Regions from separate parts of the Homo sapiens genome. Here region 1 is linked to region 2. The links are chromatin contacts, found by Hi-C or POLR2A ChIA-PET in ENCODE. All regions are on one chromosome and are shown on one strand. Each heading gives the region's core, a stretch centred on a gene start or an enhancer-like site at or near the end of the contact. The rest is flanking DNA. Distances are from core to core; before and after follow the strand shown.

What was found. Hi-C counts contacts between places; a loop is a spot of excess contacts on that map. ChIA-PET counts read pairs that join two places held with the same protein, here RNA polymerase II (POLR2A). Pooled maps may share reads with other maps.
Region 1: a map of OCI-LY7 shows a loop between it and region 2 (2.4-fold over the local background). The contact joins two enhancer-like sites. A Hi-C loop is called at or near these places in 15 of 168 maps with a recorded cell type or tissue (B cell, CD8-positive, alpha-beta T cell, Caco-2 and 11 more), 27 of 37 single-sample maps with no recorded cell type and 26 of 50 pooled maps. POLR2A ChIA-PET finds 5 or more read pairs at or near these places in 19 of 52 experiments (A549, A673, AG04450 and 15 more).

Annotation. Positions count from the first base shown.
Region 1 is chr20:53,932,140-53,938,641 of GRCh38, forward strand. It overlaps BCAS1-AS1 (BCAS1 antisense RNA 1), which reads left to right. Exons shown (of 5, transcript NR_199019.1): 2 at 5,224-5,455. Among named protein-coding and RNA genes, the nearest start is that of BCAS1-AS1, 20 kb to the left of the region's middle. RefSeq lists an enhancer at 2,873-3,374. Within about 2 kb of position 2,677, at least 15 of the 41 ENCODE cell types and tissues checked have a DNase peak (open chromatin) inside an H3K27ac peak, as active enhancers do; they include B cell, CD8-positive, alpha-beta T cell, OCI-LY7 and 1 more, where a contact is called at or near this core.
Region 2 is chr20:53,865,204-53,872,301 of GRCh38, forward strand. LOC124904935 (a long non-coding RNA gene) reads right to left here and starts at 961. Exons shown (of 2, transcript XR_007067665.1): 1 at 1-961. Within about 2 kb of position 4,733, at least 27 of the 41 ENCODE cell types and tissues checked have a DNase peak (open chromatin) inside an H3K27ac peak, as active enhancers do; they include B cell, CD8-positive, alpha-beta T cell, OCI-LY7 and 1 more, where a contact is called at or near this core.

The DNA of each region.
Region 1 (6,502 bases), core at 1,427-3,926, 65 kb after region 2:
CCTCTTTACCTTTTATATTGTTTCTTTTCTTAAAGTGTATTTCATCTGATACTAGAATAGCTACACTAGCTTTCTTTTGATTAGTATGTTCATGAAATATCTGTTTCTATCTTTATTTTCATCTTTTCTGTGTGCTTATATTAGGTCTTATCTCTTGTAAGAAGATTATATTTGGGTTTTTTTTTAATTTAGCATAAAATCTGTCTTTTAGTTGGAATATTTAGTCTATTTACACTTAAAGTAATTATTAGTATAGTACTATCACAATATTAATATATTACTATTTTAATTAGTTTCAACTTTTACCAGTTCCCCCTTTTCTCCCTTCTGACCTTTTAAATTAATGAGGTCTTTTTTCAATCATTGTGCTTCTCCTATTAGCTTGTTTTTTCTATATTTTTTATTACCTTATAGATTACAATGATAATTCCTGACTTATCAGAGTCTAATAAAATTAGTACATTTGCTAGCTCTCAGGCAATAAAATAATTTGGAACATGTTTAGTACCGTTTTTTTCTTGACTACCTTTTGTGTTATTGCTACCATGTATTTGAACTCTACATATATTTTATTTTATTTTATGTTTTATTTCTTTTTGAGATGGAGGCTTGCTCTGTCGCCCAGGCTGGAGTGCAGTGGCACAATCTTGGCTTGCTGCAACCTCTGCCTCCCGGGTTCAAGTGATTCTCCTGCCTCAGCCTCCCGAGCAGCTGGGATTACAGGCATGCACCACCATGCCTGCCTAATTTTTGTATTTTTAGTAGAAATGGGGTTTCACCATGTTGGCCAGGCTGGTCTCAAACTCCTGACCTGAAGTGATCCACCCACTTTGGCCTCCCAAAGTGCTGGAATTACAGGTGTGAGCCACCACACTTGGCCTTCTATATATTTTTTAAATCCCAGAAGACATTATTATGATCTTTTAATAGAGTTGGTATTCGTTTAGATTTACCGACACATTTGTCCTTCTGTTGCTTTTAATTCTTTCCTATGTTTTTATTCTTCCATCTGAGATCATTTTATTTTTTTCTTAAAGAGTATCTTTTAGTATTTCTTTTAGTAAGGACCTGCTGGTAATATAGAATTTAGTTTTTGTTTATCTGAAAACATAGCAATCTTCAATTTTGATAGCTATTTCTTACTGGGTGTAGAACTATAGGTTGGCAGGGTTTTTTTTAAACCCCTTTTGTTTTTCTTTCTTCTTTTCTTTCTTTTTCTTTTCCATCTTATCTTTTTTTTTTTTTTTTAAGGAGTTTGTCCTCAGACTTTGATTAGTTCTGCTGAATCAGCTGTCAGTCTTATTGTTGCTTTCAATTGAAGTGGAGCACTGCATCTCTCTTTTAGGATGCCTTCGAGGTATTTGTCTAGCTTTCATGTTTGTACTCAGTAGGTAAGATGGTCTGCAACTATGTAGCCATTTTTCCCAAGAGAAATTTCACATATTAAATGGCTTTGGTTTTCCACAGATGATGTTAGAGATAGCAAGTGGAGGTAGAGGGAATGAAGGGAGATCAAATCAAGAGAGGTTAAGATAGAGGAAGTAGCTTTACCTAAGGTGAGTAGACCCTAGACAACTGGCAGAACGCTGGGCCAAAGGAAAGATATAGGGGGCAGGATGGCATTTTCTGCAGATAAATGACCCCAGAAATTCAGACACTGTGATATCCAATATTCACTTTATATCTCTCTTTATTGTGTTGTATTTCCCTTAAGTAAGTGAGGTTCAGAGAGGATAATCAGCTTGTCCAACATCAAACAGCCGGTCAGAGTGACAGGCTGACATTCAAACTCATGCCAGTAGACTCTAGATCCCACACCTTTCGCTGCTGAACTATATTAAAGATCAGAGGCTTTTAAAGTTTTCTTATTACAAATCATAATAAGAAATACATTTTGAGTCTATACACATACATTAGTAATCAAAACAAACCTTCCACTAATGGATGTTAACCATATTACCCGTGATGCACCATGAGCTTTCTGTTGTATTCTATTCTATTCCATTCTGTTCCATTCCATTTCATTTGCTGGATCAACATAAGTGGGTTGGGCCCTGGCTTCAAATAAAAACCACTGCTAAAGACAGGAACTTACCTTAAAGGTTAAAAAAAGTACATAACTCCGATTAGCCAAGAAAAACTCAGAAAGTGAGAAGGAAGGGCAAAAAAAAAAAAAAAAAAGTCACTTCTTTTTGTCTTTCAGGAATTTTAATAATAAAACAGCTTTGGATCACCTATTTTAGATTCTTCTAGTAGACAGCCCCCAGTAGATTCCTTAACTTTTCAAATGGCATTGAAAAAGCGAGGAAGTTATTTCACCTCTTTGGGAGGCTGTCTCAGTCCTCTCTATCCATTGGAGGGCAGGGCAGCCACTCAATAAGTGTCTGTTGCATGAGTCAAGTAAAGGATCAGACCGGGGTGTCTCAGAGCCTTCCCTGCTCTTCTATTCTCTGTTAAGCCACTGAATGAAGAAGGCTGCCACATTTTCCTCTGGGTCAATATCAACAGCAAAACAATATCCCAGAACGGTCATTTCTGGGACAATAAATAGTTTTCCAGAGCTGCTATCTTAGGCCTCTCTGCCACTAAGGGATTAAAGAGAAATGCACACCCCTCCAGAATTTCCTGTCCTGTCTTGCGGTTAACTTAAAACATTTTCAACTCCCGCCTCCCCCTTTCTCACCATCTCTCTTCATGGTTAAAGAGGTTATAAATTTGCAAAGGAAATGATTAAGCAAATCCAGAAAATTTGGCCATGGGACCTGATTTTTCAAGGCCTTAGTTTTTGAAAGCTGAAGAAATCTGTCCACTGAAGGATTTGCACATGAGTTTTTTAGTCTTAGGGCTGGGGCATAATTTCCTGTTTTTGTATTCTCAAAACTGTTAAGCTACTTGTGAACAACTGGCCAGCAAAGATAGGGAGGGGGCAGGGGATGCGGAGAGAGGGTTGTGAGCCCAGAGGGGAGGAGAAAGGCTGTTTCTCCTCAGTTCTCACAGAACCTCTATGAAAATAGAAAGATTTATTTATTTATTTACTTTAAAGACTGTGAAGTAGAGACAAGGGGTAGATTCTAGACATTGAAGTTGGAGGTGTGAGTGGTAAAGAGGAGAAGAAACATGTTTTAGCAGGAACTTGAATAAGCTGATTGAAACTCAAAGAACAGTCTGTTTCCATAAGCATGAACATTTCTTAGACACTCATTTTGTGCTTTGCATGGAATACATCGTTAAATCCCCACAGCAACTCAGTGAGGTGGATTCTACTAGTGTCTCCACTTTATGGATGTGAAAGTGAAGCTGGAAGAAGTTAAGGAACCTGCTCAAAGCCACGTGGCTAGCAAGTAGCACCACTGGGATTGCAACCAAGGCTGTTTGGACCCAGAGCCTGTGTTCATAGCTACTGCTCTCTTCTGAAGATAAAGGAGGAGACAAGGATGTCAGCATGACCATAGCATACATGTTCATTTATTTAGAGCCAGGGAAGGGGGTGGGACACTAATCAAGGTTGCCCCTTCCCTTCACTTCCCTTCCCTTCCCTTCCCTTCCCTTCCCTCCCCTCCCTTCTCCTCCCCTCCCCTCCCCTTCCCTTCCCTTTTTTCTCCTCTTAAAGCCACCAACTGTGCTAGGTATTTGTATGTTTACTCTCAGATCATTTTTCCAAGCTTCTCTTCAAACTGCATTTCCCAGGTTCCATTACCAACTGGCTTCTGGTTAAGTTCAGCCAGTGGGCGGCACTGACACGTATTTTTCCTGCCTCCTCCCTCCAGTCAACAAAAAGGTACTGCTTGCAGAAGCCTCCATTGGGTTCCAGCTACCCTCAAGCAGCCTCACCCCCATCCACATGGGGTTCTATTTCCCACAGGGTGCCGGGTTCCCTAGCTCCAGAAGCATCACCTCTTCCCTTTGGCTGTGTGTCTCTAGTGGTGGTTCTTTTTGTAGCCTATTTCTATTTCTTTCTTTCTTTTTTTTTTTAAATTATACTTTAAGTTTTAGGGTACATGTGCACAATGTGCAGGTTAGTTACATAGGTATACATGTGCCATGTTCTATTTCTAATCTCCGGGTGGGCCTCACGGCCCCATGGTTGTCTTTTCAACTCTTCCAGTACCTTTAAAACTAGCACCCATATTAATGTCCTTCTATTCAGCTCCTTGTCATGGGATAGAGGTTCCCGAGAAAACCCTAAGACACAGATCACAGATTTTTCTTTTTTTTTTTTGGAACAAAGTCTCGCTCTTGTCCCCCAGGCTGGAGTGCGATGGTGTGATCTCGGTTCATGGCAACCTCTGCCTCCCGGGTTCAAGGGATTCTCCTGCCTCAGCCCCCCGAGTAGCTGGGATTACAGGCGTCTGCCACCACACCCGGCTAATTTTTGTATTTTTAGTAGAGATGGGATTCTCCTTCCTCAGCCCCCCGAGTAGCTGGGATTACAGGCGTCTGCCACCACACCCGGCTAATTTTTGTATTTTTAGTAGAGATGGGGTTTTACCATGTTGGCCAGGCTGGTCTAGAACTCCTGACCTCAGGTGATCCACCCGTCTTGGCCTCCCAAAGTGCTGGGATTACAGGCGTGAGCCACCGCGCCTGGCCGACACAGAGGTTTTTAACCTAAGACACAGACCCTGAGACAAAAACTTAGGTGCAAGTAGTTTATTTGGGAAGTGATCCCAGGAAGCACAAAAGGTGGGGTGGGGGGGCGTGCTCATGAGTATGTTACTGCTGTGGGTGACGGGTGGCTCGGTCTTGCTGAGGACCCTTGAGAGAACACAAAGACGACCCCTCAACATTGTCCCACTGAGAGATGGGGCAGCTGAGGTGTTTACCTTTCCTCTCCCATCTTTCACTGATTGAGAATTGTCCTTCGGGGCATAAAATTTCAGGTATTTTCAAAATGCCATGCAGGTGGGCTAAACAAGCTCCTACAGCCCCTGGAGAAAGCCACCGAGAGGAAAAGCAAAGAACGAGGAGTTTTGGGGTGGGAAGCTGTCAGTGCTGCAGGTAAACTCGGGTAGTCTGAAGACGATGGGGCAGGGCAGCCACAGCACCTACTGCCATGGCGACTTGGCCACCGTTATAAGTAGATGCAACTGTACAACCAAGGATAGCCAAGGGTGGACCTGAGCCCCCTCTCCAGAAATTCTGCCTTACTTTAGAATGGGGTGAACAGCAGGGAAAATGAACATTTTTCTTTGCTTTTTCTCCTCCCTCCTTTCTTTTTTCTAGATAAGCCAGCCAGCCAACTGCTTATGAGGATAAGGAGAAACTGGGGCAAAGTTTAAGGATGTCGCAAAGTCTGGGTGGCCTTCAGTCCATGAAAGAGAACACATCTGTTCTATCTCAGGCTGAGGTCATCTGCATCCTCATCAATAAGCTGACTGAGCACTCATTACCTGCCAGACACGGTGCCTACATGCTCTAAATGCACGGTCTCGTTTATTCTCAGCAACTTTCCGAGGTAAGTGCTGTTAGCATTCCCATTCCACAGAGGAACAAACTAAGGCTCTGAGAAGAAGTAATTTGCTCAAGACCTCACAGCCTGGGATCATGGGTATGAATCATCTGGGTGAATGATGAGGCCAAATCCCAAGTCCATGTTTATGACACTTAGAAATAACCATTTAAATGTCCTTTGAAGGGTCAAAACCATTTAGAGGTTTTATCTCTTTCTTACAATCTTCAAAGAAGTTTAACACCTTATAATAAATATCTCACAGATAACTCAGGTCACTTAGTGAATATTAGTTGAATTGCTTTTGTATTAGATCCTACCTGCAGCCAAAATATAAATCTATGTTACCCTCCAGCTCAAATATCTTCCATGGCTCCCCATTGCCGTCAAGAGACAATTTAAACTCGTTACTATGGACTTTTTACTCCAAGTCCTTGAGATCCATCTGTGCCACCTCCCCAGCTTCCATCCTCTTATCCGTTCTCCTCACAGTCTCACTTCAGCCATGCTAAGCTACCTGCCATTCTCTCTGTGGACCCTGGGCTCTTGCACTTGCTGTTCTTCTGGGAGCCCTTTTGTCCAACGCTTATTCATTCTGTGTGAGTTAACTCAACTGTCACCTCCCCAAAGTGGCCAACCTCCACCCACTGTGGTCTTGCGCCAGTGCCTTCCCCTGAGTCCCATGACACCCTGCATTTGCTTCTCTTACATTGTATTATTATTATCTTTTTGCCTGCCTGTCTCTCCCACAGACATGAAAGCAAGCTTTTATGTACTTAGGTTGGATTTCAACCTTGGCTCTGCCATGTGTGTTCTTGGGCAAAGTTGTTTTTTTCTCTGTGAGCCTTAGTTTCCTCAGCTGCCAAATAAGCAGTGAACAAAGTTAAGTCATGTGACACACAATACCTGGCATATAGTGAGGTTCAATGTTAGCTTTTTTTATCTAAGCATCTTCAGGGCCAGTCTTTGGACCAAACATGCTGTTGATGCTCAGTGAAGTGGTAGCTCTACCTGGACCAGTGGTTTTCAAATTTTCTCCTTCATTGGAACCTC
Region 2 (7,098 bases), core at 3,483-5,982:
TGTTACATATTCCCTTCTGTTTCCCTTCAGTCATTTAACATAGAGCTTCTTTCACTGGAGGACGAGAATAGGCGTGGTGAGTATGTCTCCTGGATTAGCAGGTGCCTCTGGTTTGAAAATGTTCATTCTCAGAACCATCGGTGAAACCCAGAGATGAAATCTTACAAGCTAATGATAAAGCTTCAAGTAGCCACCACCATGGGAAGGACTTAATTATGTGATGTTTAAAGCAGTGTCTGTAGATTACACAGATATGGTGTCTCCTTTCTGTCTGGCACATGCCTTACAAGGCACCTTTATTGAATCATGACTGTTAGCTTTCCTTGGCTGTGTATTAGGGCCCTGGAAGCTTCTATTCAGGTTTAGCTATTATCCACGCAAAGATCGTTATTGCTCTCTTGTTTGTATTTTAGCCTGGAGATTTGTCAAGGAAAGAAAAAACAATTAGGTAACTGTGTAATGACAAAAGAGCAATTTGGTTTGAAAAGTCTCAGAAAACAGCTATTTTTTTTTTTTAACTTCTAGGGCATTTCTGCTTTTTTGAAAACAAAATATGTTTAGGAGAATCTTTGTTTTTACAGATACAAAATAAAGCAAGAGGGTTTCTGCCTTTCTAGTTAAAGAGCAATCTTTAAAAGTCATCCAAGAAAAGTTGGCTCTGTTTTCTGAATTGCTATTTGGGAGAACAAAAGAAGCAAGGGAAAGTTTGACTTGACTTCCTCTACAATTTGTTTATATCATCGGAGCAGAAAGAATCTCAGGGCTCAGCTCTCCACTTCCTGAATGAGGAGAGAGAGAGAGAAAAAAAAATGCCCGTGTGTCAAATTCATTGAGATGTGCAAAGTGATCAGCAAAAATCCTGATGGACTGGAGCCCAAATGGCAAAGGAAGGATATTCTTCAATTCAGCTGCTATCTGGCAAGAGAGCTGCAAAGTCCTGATGGCGAGTGTCACCAAATACCTCCTCCTCTCCTCCCCAGCCACAGAAAGGACAGGCAAGGAGGGTGCAGCCTCTCCTGGCCTGTTGCTATGGAGTCGGGCTAATCCAAGACAATGTTTCAGTCGGTCCAATCCAAAGACAGCAGTGGTAGCAATGGAATAGCATTGAAATTATAAATATTTACTTGAAAATAATGCTCAAGCCAGACTTAACTGAAATGATAAGGTCCTGTTTACTTCTCTTGGTAGTAGCCAGCTGAAACAACCAAACCAGTTAAGCAACATTTTTTTTTTTTTTTTTTTGGTCAGGTATGTACTGAATCACTGGCAGCAAACTTGTGGGATTTTAGGAGAGAGCTTTTCTCTCTCTCTCTCTCTCTCTCTCAATTCTGGGCAGAATGCTTATTTTTGTTTCGTTTTGTTTGTTTTAAGGAAAACAACAACAGAACTTGAGGCTGGCTGAGTTTATTAGATTACTGATTATCACTGTTAGTTTCCCGCTGCTTGTATTTGTTGGGGGTGGTAAGGGAGATGAGGACAAGAATTCAGATGAAAAACACCCAGGCTTTTCTCTTCATGAAATCCCCCCTGTGAGGTTTTCCAGCTTGCCTTCCCATAACTTGATTCTGATGAGGTCTGCCATAGCTAACCTATTAAAGAGAACATTGAAATTGGTGGGTGAAAAGGGTTAAAAATACAGCTTAGCAGTGAATATATTCGGGTTTAGCACCCTTACTGGAGGCTGTGATTTCACTGGCCTTGGAATACCAGAGGGAATTGCAAAACATGTAGATAGAATGAAGAGATAGAGTGCAGATAGAGTGGGGACAGAACAGAGTGGTAAAGAGAACCAGGCTAAGGGTGGCTACTTCCCTCTGAAGGGTGGGTCATTCTTGCTAAAGTGGGTTTCTTGGTGAATTACAGTGGCAGCTCAGAGCTGGGTAAGAGGAGAAAATGCCATCCAATAAGGCTGGAGGCAGTTTGAAAGATGAATAATATAACATGCAGTGATTTCAAACTTCACGCTTTCTTATTGAAAGTTTTTCTTCCAGTTTGGAAGGCAAGTTTCAATCGATTCTCTTGTCTAATCCCTGCTTCCTGCCAGGCTGAGCTGTTGCTGTTTTCAAGAAGAAACCTGGGCCTTGATTTGAATGCTTCAAACACTCAGTGCTCAATTAGCCCTCTTTTGAATCCTCTCTGACGGTTGGTTAAATATGGGTCGAAAGTGCTTTTTTAAAGTGGAACTGATCTTGGGTTGAGGTAACTTAATCTTCCGGGTGTTAAGACGCTGAAAAATAATGTTTTAACGGAACAATTACTAGAAGACATGGAAATTGCATTAGGCTCGTCTGTCCAGTTCTATTTTATAGACATGAACATTTCAAAGTACAAAAGGCTATTCTATAAAAAGGACACTTGGCTATTCTTTATAAAGGTTCCCCTTGTACTTTTATAGAATGTTTACAAGGTTAATAAGTATGCTTTTTTTTTTATCACTGTATATTTTAAATGGCCCAACGACTGCTCCCACGTTGATTTGAGAATCATTGAAACTGCCTGAATGGAGCAGGGGTATCCTTTGTTTCCCATTGATTTGGAAACAAAAGACTCAGGGGGGAAAGAAAAGTTTAGTTTGCTTCTGAATGCCATATGCAGATGAACGTTCTGCTGATAAAATACACCAAGGATCTGAAAACTTTTTCAAGTCTTAGAACAGGAAGGTTACTCTTGCAGTCACACTGCATGTTTGAACCTGCCTTCCATTTTTCATTTCTCCCATTGTGCCCTGGGCTACCATGGGATTACTTATGTCACACACCCAAGTCTTCGGAAAAAAATAAACAGCAGTCAATAGAAGAGAACCACCATCAAACGAGGCAAAAGTTGTCTGCTGTTTCTTACTTAGGAAATACCCCATGGACATCATCAGTAAATAAGGTCCCCCACTTTCCCCCTCATCATTTTTCCCAATTTCTCTATATCCAAGATTCCCATCCTTGGCGCTAATATTTACGACTAGAACATTCTTTATTGTTGGTGGCTGTCCCGGGCAGTGTAGGGTGCTCACCAGTATCTGGTGACAGTAGCTGTTCCCTCTACAGTCATGAAAATAAAAAATGTGAAAATTGAGAGCTGGGCACAGTGGGTTCACCTGTAGCCCCAGCTACTCAGATGGCTGAGGCAGGAGGTTCCTTTAAGCCCAGGAGTTCTAGTCAAGCCTGGGTAATGTAGGAAGACATTGCCTCTAAAATACATATATACACATATATATTTTATATACAATATATTATATATTTTATATACAATATATTATATATTTTATATACAATATATTATATATTTTATATACAATATATTATATATTTTATATACAATATATTATATATTTTATATACAATATATTATATATTTTATATACAATATATTATATATTTTATATACAATATATTATATATTTTATATACAATATATTATATATTTTATATACAATATATTATATATTTTATATACAATATATTATATATTTTATATACAATATACTACATATGATATATTATATATAATTTATTATTTATATATAATATATATTATAGAATATATATTATGTAATATATATAATCATAATATATAATATATATAATAATATATTATATATATTATATATCATATATAACGCATATAATATATATTATATAATGCATATAATATATATTATATAAAACATAATATATATAATACATACAACATATAATATATTGTATATATAATACATACAATATATAATGTATTATATATAATATATTTTATATAATATATTATATATTATATATTTTATATAATATATTATATATAATATATTTTATATATAATATATATTTTATATATAAAACTAAAATAAATGTTATATATAATGTATAAATTTATATACAAATATAATTATACATAAATATAAATATCTAGAATATAGCATATATGGTATAGATCATATATATCATACTATATTATAATATATATTATAATATATAGTATTATAGTATGATATATACTATATTTTATATTATATACTATATACTATATGATATGCATCATATATTATATGATATATAGTACATACTATATATGTATCATATATTATATGATATATAATATATATAATATATAACATGTAGGATATACACTATATAATTTTATATATAATATAGTATACATATTATATATAAGTATGCAGCCTAAGCAATATGGCAAAACTCCGTCTCTACAAAAAAATTAGCTGGGGGTGGTGGTATGTGCCTGTGGTCTCAGTTACTCAGGAGTCTGAGGCGGGAGGATCAGCTGAACCTGGGGAGGTCGAGGCTGCAGTGAGCCACGACTGCACTTCAGCCTGGGCAACTGAGTGAGAACTTGTCTCAAAAAAAAAAAAAAAAAAAAAAAGTAAAGTGTCAACGTTGCCAATGTTTCCAAGAAGGGGAGGTGGGGGGTTGGCTTCTGGTTGGGAAATACTACTTGAGAACCATCTGCCCACAGACTCCTGCTTGAGAAAAGAAGAGGTTAGTTAAATGCTCAGCCAGTTATAATGAAAACAACTGGTTACAAAATCGTACTTTTAGTCAGAATTCATAGAGTAGAACTTAAAATAGACAAAAGGAAAGGGAAATAATGCATCAAGGGACCCAGAGATCACAGAATAGCCAGCCCTTCATTTTCAGGTGAGGGCCTCTGTGGGAAGGTGCGTTCCAAGCCACACAGTTGGAAGTTGAGCGAACTGAACCAAGGCTGGGCTTTTGTGTTTGCTGTTTAAACAGTGTGTGGTTTTACTCACCTACCATAGTGCTCCTCCTACTGGTGGGCACCTTAGAGTAGGCTGAAAACAACGTGTCTCACTGTCCTTTTTTGTTTGTCTCTGAGTATTTTTCCTTATGATCTTGAAGTAACATTTACTTAATTTGCAATGAATGAAAACAGGCATGTACAGCAATCGTTTAAAAAGTATATTTTATGAGGTTTTGTAAGGATAATAGATTAAAAATTATTGTAGTGACTGTAAATAAATATGGCTATAAAAAGTTAAATTCTTTTTGGCATATAAGATACATCTTTGCTCCTTTAGTAGGTGTAGTTTACATCAACTATTTTGTTATATATCTAAAAAAGAGAAGCCATGCCCAGAACCAAGTATTCCAAGTCCTATAATCATAAAGGTAATACTAGTAATGAGTGTTTCATGTTTACTTTTTAAAAAATAAGTTTTGAATTATGAGCTGTCCTGAGCAATAGCACAGGTGGACAGAATAGCATCACAAACAGTCCTGAGCTCAGCACTCTGCTTGACTGGTTTTGAGCTCTCCTGTTTCAGGGTCTTTTCAGGTCCTTCTGGCCAGGAACCGTCTTTCCTTTGCAGGGCTCACACCTTCCTTCCTTCATGCAAGCCTCTGCTGAGATGTTATCTCTTCGGACAGGTCTCCTGACTGCTCTATTTGTAGTGAATGCAACTCCTAAATGTATTCTGTATCATAAACAAAAAGCACCCTCCATCTCCCCTGGTCACTCTTCATAGCACTTATTATATATTTGTTTGACTTATTTATTGTCTAGCTTATCCAACTAGAATCCAGGCTGTGACTCGCTGAGGGCTTTGTTTTGTCTACCAATACCCAGAAGGATGCCTGTTATACTGCAGGCACTGAGTAAATATCTATTGAATAAAAGTATTATTGCCTGGGCAAACTTTGTAGGCAAGAGCAGGCTAGTAACAGTTTGGTGTAGGTTGATGAATTCTTACACTCTGGTAAATGACCTTTGTCTTTTTAAGTATAATAATATTATGTTTAATGTTTAAATGGCTTAACACGACAAATTATATTTCCAAGAGTTAATCATTTATCCATCTTAAATAACAGGTCTTGTTTTCAGTAGAGAAAAGTTTAAGAAGAAATATAAAAAATGGCCTTTCAGCCTACTGATCAGAGAAGCCCTAGTGACACTTAAACAAGCAAACAAACAAATAAAAACACGAGTTTAGGCTGCGGCTGCTCATGCCTGTAATCCCAGCACTTTGGGAGGCTGAGGCAGGCAGATCACCAGCCTGGCCAACATGGTGAAACTCCGTCTCTACTAAAAATACAAAAATTTGCCAGACGTGGTGGCACATGCCTGTAATCCCAGCTATTCCGGAGGCTGAGGCAGGAGAATTGATTGAACCTGGGAGGCGGAGGTTGCAGTGAGCCAAGACTGGGTCACCGCACTCCAGCCTGGGTGATTGAGCGAGACTCTGTCTCAAAAAAAAAAAAAAAGTTTAGAGTTAGAAACTTAAAATTTTATGGAAAGGTACAGAATAAAAAGTGGCAGATGTTCCCCTGTGTACTTTCTTGTTCCTTTCATAAAAATAAAACTCCTGTAACTAATTTCTCATGGATTGTTCCAGAAAAAATTTTCTATGCCTATAGGCATAACTTTATCAACAAAATACACATTCTCTTAAATTGCTTTAAAGATACACACACATGCACGTGCACTTCCCAGAAGTTTCTGTAACAACCCTTGCACAATTTATACTTAGATATTTATTTGCACAACCATATTGTGAATATCACCTCCACCTGTCTGCCTGTCCCCTGTTCCCTCCCTAGTGCCTGGCACGCAGCAGGTAATGACCTATTCATTGAGTGAATAACTAAACTAGTACATCCTCGTTTAACAGAAGGCACTATGCTTTTATTAATGCACCCTGACAAACAGAATTCTTATACCACTAGTTAAGTTCTTCAAGATTCATACTCAATGAATATTGATGGTTTTTTTAAAAATTGATTTTGTTCTAGGTGCTTTCACATGAATGGGATCCTCAGGCTAATCTCCTGAAGTGGTTATTTTAATTCCTGTTCTTCAGATGAGAAAATGGAGACTCACAGAGTTAAAGCCAAATTATATAATAAGAGCTTAATTCTAGGAAAAGGTTCTAGGCCTTTGTGCCCTACTTATATTTCTAAGTCTCTTCCTTTCTGCTAGTTTCAAAAGTAAGAATGCTATGAATGTTTAAGCTTAGCTCTGAATACCAAATATTTCTGTACAGTCTGTCATGCTACAAAGGTTCATTTCAAATCTAATTAGCCCAGCAGATAAAACAAGGAGCTGGAGACTCTAAATAAACCACTAACAAAC